Linked DNA regions of Homo sapiens: region 1 is linked to region 2. Evidence: read pairs that join two places in POLR2A ChIA-PET (ENCODE). Cell type or tissue: PC-9. All regions are shown on one strand. Each heading gives the region's core, and the rest is flanking DNA. Links, peaks and the distances in the headings are about the cores only.

Region 1 (2,805 bases), core at 232-2,731, 140 kb after region 2:
GATTAAAAATAAAAAGTAACCGTAACCTCACACATTAACTTTATTCAAACAAACAGCACTTACAGGAAATGTAAAGTAGAAAAAGATTTCTGCCCACTTTACCTACGGAGACATGATAAACACGCAAAAAAAACCTAGAAATTAAGCAAAAAATAGCACAATAATTTAACTGAAAGCAACAAGGGCAAAACTGTCTCCTTTTGTAGTTTGTGGTACCTTATAGTAGTGCTCATTCAGTTTCGTTTGCTTGATAAATCTGAGGACTATGAGATATCAGAGTTACTAGTAGGGTAGGAGTGCTGTAAGGGTACTGGGAGAAGTAGGATTAGTTAGGGGCAGATCTTGAATTCTGGCCAAGAAACTGATATTTAACCCATAAAGAGATAGTCACTATATGTTATCAAATAGGAGAATAACACAAATGAGAAATGACTGTTAATTCCTGATGCATAATAACAGTTGTGAGCTTTAGTTTAATGTAATATTTGTAATAAAAACGTTTGGCCAGGCACCATGGCTCATGCCTGTAATCCCAGCACTTTGGGAGGCCGAGGGAGGCTGATCACCTGAGGTCAGGAGTTTGAGACCAGCCTGGCCAACATGGTGAAACCCCCGTCTTTATGAAAAATACAAAAATTAGCCAGGTGTGGTGGTGCACACCTATAATGCCAGTTACTGAGGAGGCTGAGGCACGAGAATTGCTTGAACCCGGGAGACGGAGGTTGCAGTGAGCTGAGATCATGCCCTGCACTCTAGCCTGGGCGACAGTGCAAGACTGTCTCAAAAAAAAAAAAAAGGTTTCATTAAATTTAAGCTCATAAATGTTACTACATTTATAATGTAAATCTCCAAGATACAACACATTTTTGTTGTATTGCTCTATGAAGAGGATTATTTTTAAAAGAAATTCCACATTAAAATTTATCCACATTTAAAACATTGGTGTAGGTGTCCCAAAATAAGAAAAACTAATCTTCTAAAATGTACAAGAAACTATGCTTTTTGAAAATAAATTTGCAAGTGATAACTTGATACCTACAAAGAAGCTAAGGCCAAATTAAAGTATATAGACAGACATCATAAACATCCTCAGATAGATTATCAAGCTATAGGTAGTATGTTACATTTTACTGGGTATTTTATTTGGGAAGAAAGTGCCCAAACAGCTGCATGTATTTTTAATCTCTCTTATAACTCTCTGAGAACCAGCATGTTGGCATGGCTGTATACAGTAGTCACCCCTTACCCTCTGGGGATATATTCCAAGACCCCCCAGTAGATGCCTGAAACTGTGGATAGTACCCAACCCTGCATATACTATGTTTTTCGTATACATACATACCTATGATACCGTTTATTTTATAAATTAGGCACAGCACAATGCACTTTGAGGCAATTATTAAATAAGAGTTACCTGAACACTAGCACTGATTCCACGACAGCTGATCTCGTAACAGAGACGGCTAGCACATACAGTGTGAATACACCAGAGAGAGGGATGATTCACATCCCAGGTGGATGGAACAGATTGGCAAGAGATTTCATCATGCTACACTGAATGGTATGTAATCTATAACTTATGCATTGTTATAGGAATTTTCCATTTAATATTTTCAGACCTCAGGTAACTGAAACCACAGAAAACAAAGCCGTGGATAAGAAGGGACTACTATAATGGCTTGTCATCCATGAATAATTAAGAAGCATGTGAGAATCAATGTTTAAAATAGAAACCTGTATTCATACCTAAATATGAGACAACTCGATATCCCAAGGTCAAACTGTAAATGAGATATATATGAGGTGCAAATACTTCTAACAGTAATAATACATGAGATTTTTATAATTGAGAAATTTAGTTTCTCAGGTGGTAAGAAAACAGCCAGTTGAGAATTCTAAGGCATGAAGCTAAGAGGTGACTTGTGTTGACCCCAAGCAACTCCATGACGCTGGGATTTCTAAGTCCTTAGAAATTCCTGGCTGGACCTTGTCAGAATGTTTAAAAAACTATTCTCCTAAAAGCCTCCATCTGCCAGCATGTTCAAAGATTATAGAATGTGGTCTGGCTGCTTCTCAGCGCTCGCTCTATTAGGGGGCAGCCTCCCCACCAGTACACCAGGACATTTGAGAAGGCTGGCCCTCCAAGCTGCACCTGGGCCATATACTCAACTGGCCTTCCTTATCTCCTCAAAATGAGTTCGCCTGTGGAGAGGTTACTTTGATAATGGGAAGAGAAGTAAGATATGGTACCTGCTTCTCTGAAGAGTTGGTATTCAAGTTGAAATAAATTGTTTCATTTTTCTCCAAAAGGCTGAGAGGCTACACTTGACTTGGATCAAAACAATAAAACACAGTCATTATTTAAGAAAATTTATTTCTACTTCTACAGCAGAAATACGGAAATGGTACAGGTTTGGGCAAATCATACTTTATGAAATGGATCCTCATACCACATCCTTTTTAATACAGGCACGTTATAACATAATTCCTGGATTTTCAAAATCCAGCCAACACGGATACCTCTGCTACTCTGTTTTGGCCTTCATAGCTGCTTCCTCTTTCAGACGAGCTTTCTTTTCTAAGTTCAAGCTTGTTAAAGTCTCGTGTCTTTGGGCAGCCTAAAGCAAAACAGATTTGAACAGGTGATTTGTATGCTGGTCAGGGGAGGGTGTCTTTACCTTGCACTGATGACAGCAGGTTAACAGAGGCATGGAGGCATGGAGTCCTCTGCTGCTTGCACACTGAGCACGGCAGTTTCCTCTATGTGCTTCAACTTCCTCGTACGCTTCCAAGAACAGCAGCTCA
Region 2 (2,805 bases), core at 87-2,586:
TTACAGATTGTCCACCTCTGACCTAGTAAAACATGTCATTATAGAAGCCATGTTTGGCAAGACACGGTGGCTCACACCTGTAATCCCAGCACTCTGGGAGGCGGAGGCAGGCGGATCACCTGAGGTCGGGAGTTCTAGACCAACCTGACCAACATGGAGAAACCCTGTCTCTACTAAAAATACAAAATTAGCTGGGCGTGGTGGCACATGCCTTTAATCCCAGCTACTAGGGAGGCTGAGGCAAGAGAATAGCTTGAACCTGGGAGGCGGAGATTGTGGTGAGCCGAGATCACGCCATTGTACTCCAGCCTGAGCAACAAGAGTGAAACTCCATCTCAAAAACAAAACAAAACAAAACAAAAAACAAAGAAGCCATGTTTACCCACTACCTAGCTTCTGTCTTTTCTTTTAATGGCACTTATTCTTCCCTCTGCTCCTTAAAGGTAAGCAACCTTCTAGTTTCAGTGTGGGGTCCTTGCCCCTCTCTCATCTCTCTCCCTTCAAGAACACAACTGTTCTTACAACTTCTGTGAAGTCCTGTCTTCTTAGCCAATCCTCTCTCATTTCCACTTGGATCTCTGACCGTCATCTCAAATCCAGTGTATTTAAGGCAAATTCTTTGTCTTCTCTCTCTCTCTCTTTTTTTTTTTAAACAGATGTGATCTTGCTCTGTTGCTCAGGCTGGAGTGCAGTGGCACAATCATAGCTCACTGCAGTCTTGAACTCCTGGGCTCAAGTGATCCTCCCACTCCAGCCTCTTGAGTAGCAGGCACTACAGGCACATGCTACCATGCCTGGCTAATTTTTAAATTTTTTGTAGAAAAGCAGTCTTACTATGTTGCCCAATCTGGTCTTGAGCTCCTGGGCTCAAGTGATCTTCCCATCTCAGCCTCCCAAAGCTCTGGGATAATAGGTGTGAGCCAATATGCCTGGCCTGTCTTCTCCTCCTCAATCAGTTTTCCCTCTAAAATCCCCATCAGTCTCAGCTTTGCCTCTCGCTGGCTATATAACCTTGGGCAAGTTAGTTTACTTATCTGTGCCTCAGTTTCCTCATCCTTAAAAGAGGGATACTGATTACCATCTTATGGAGCTGTTGTGAAGATGAAATGAGTTAATACAGGTGGGTGAGGTGGCTCACGCCTGTAATCCCAGCACTTTGGGAGGCTGAGGCAGGCGGATCATCTGAGGTCACGAGTTTGAGACCAGTGTAGCTAACATGATGAAATCCCGTTTCTACTAAAAATACAAAAAATTAGCCAGGCGTGGTGGCACACACCTGTAATCCCAGCTACTCGGGAGGCTGAGGCAGGAGAATTGCTTGAACCCAGGAGGCGGAGGTTGGAGTGAGCTGAGATCGCACCATTGCACCCGGGCTTGGGCAACAAGAGTGAAACTCCATCTCAAAAAAAAAAAAAATGAGTTAATACCTGTAAAACACTTAGAATAGTACCTAGCACAGAGTAGAAGGTTAGCTGTTACATCAACTGTAATGAGCTGTAGTTCACTGAGTGCTGAATTGTTACTAAATTCAGTGAATTGTTTATCTTTTCTTTCCAATTTCTTTAACAGCAGTGGTATGCCTGGCTAGTTTTGCCATGTCTCCAGTACTGCCCTCAAATTCAACCCATTCTTTTTTAGCTCATCTGTAGGTGACCTCGGAAGGAAATCAGCTGTGGTCTAACACATTTGGGGTCCATGTGTTGGAGGGGAGCTTGTCTTATGTGTCTGAGTGCACTTCATCTCAGCTTTTTGTTTGGGTGGACAGATCAAGCTGAGTTCCTAGCATGTGAATAAACTGTGATATTTTCAGCATAATTAGTATATATTGCAGTGCTGTTCTGCCTTTAAAGTACCGACCATCTCTGCTTTATTCTCACTTAGCTGGCATTTTCGAGAAAGACTTTAATGATGTTAGGGAAGAATAAAAAGGAAAGGAAATAAGATACAGCAACCTAAAATAGGTTTTCAAGATATAGGTTTCTGATTCTGCCAACAGCAACATCCGAGTTTTAGAGAGACTTCTCGGCATGTGTCTGGATTTTGGATATAGAGGGCCTTGCAAGGTTTGCCTTGCAGAGAGTGGCTGCAAACATTAGTTCTCTGACTGCTCATATTCCCACCTCTTGGCCTGCTCTATGTGCATGGTTGCCATTTTATCTCTGCCTATATGGAAGTGAATTTATACTTGTTCCAGCTTGCTCTTTCTTGGAGCAAGTATAAAAGTTCTTATTCCTTCTGCTGCCCAATTAAACACGGGGAGATTTGTAGCATTTGCTGATTTCTGTGGCTGCTTTCAAGCTGTTGATATGACATCACTGAAAACAGATTTAGAAGAGATGGTCACAGCAAGCTGTCTTGAGTCATTGTATGCCAGCTCCAGTATCCCACTGCGCCTCACCCACAGCTAACTGGTGAGATGGTGGTGCATGACCCAAGGAAGTAGCTCACCTTCTGATAAAATGAATAATCCTGTCCTTCAGATGAAGTTCATCAGTTTCCCATGCAGAGGATTATCTCTAAGCCCAGATAGGTGCCCTGATCACCTCCCTGAACTATTTCTTTTTTTAATTTCCTTTTTTTTGAGACAGGATGTCGCTCTGCTGCCTCGGCTGGAGTGCAGTGGTGTGATCATAACTCCCTGAAGCCTCAGCCTCCCAGGCTCAAGCAATCCTCCCATCTCAGCCTCCTGAGTAGTTAGACCTACAGGCATGCGCCACCATGCCTGGCTAATACTTTTATTTTTTGTGGAAGTGGGGTCTCACTATGTTGCCCAGGCCAATCTCAAACTCCTGGACTCAAGTAATC

Evidence for each region. ChIA-PET counts read pairs that join two places held together with the same protein. Peaks named below come from ENCODE experiments on the same cell type or tissue, not always from the same donor. Only the 100,000 strongest peaks of a DNase experiment are listed, where the experiment ranks them.
Region 1: POLR2A ChIA-PET joins it to region 2 with 6 read pairs; 5 of 35 experiments call an interaction of 5 or more read pairs at or near these places.

Annotation. Positions count from the first base shown.
Region 1 is chr3:122,409,552-122,412,356 of GRCh38, reverse strand. FAM162A (family with sequence similarity 162 member A) reads right to left here. Exons shown (of 5, transcript NM_014367.4): 5 at 23-2,618. The coding sequence ends at 2,526. WDR5B (WD repeat domain 5B) reads left to right here. Exons shown (of 1, transcript NM_019069.4): 1 at 1-511. Among named protein-coding and RNA genes, the nearest start is that of WDR5B, 5.1 kb to the left of the region's middle. In PC-9, for the core only: no CTCF peak of the experiment used is centred there; no DNase peak of the experiment used is centred there; H3K27ac peaks cover 1,114 bases.
Region 2 is chr3:122,547,629-122,550,433 of GRCh38, reverse strand. All of the region lies in intron 6 of PARP9 (poly(ADP-ribose) polymerase family member 9), which reads left to right. The region is part of intron 4 of LOC105374071 (a long non-coding RNA gene); the gene reads right to left. Among named protein-coding and RNA genes, the nearest start is that of PARP9, 15 kb to the left of the region's middle. In PC-9, for the core only: no CTCF peak of the experiment used is centred there; no DNase peak of the experiment used is centred there.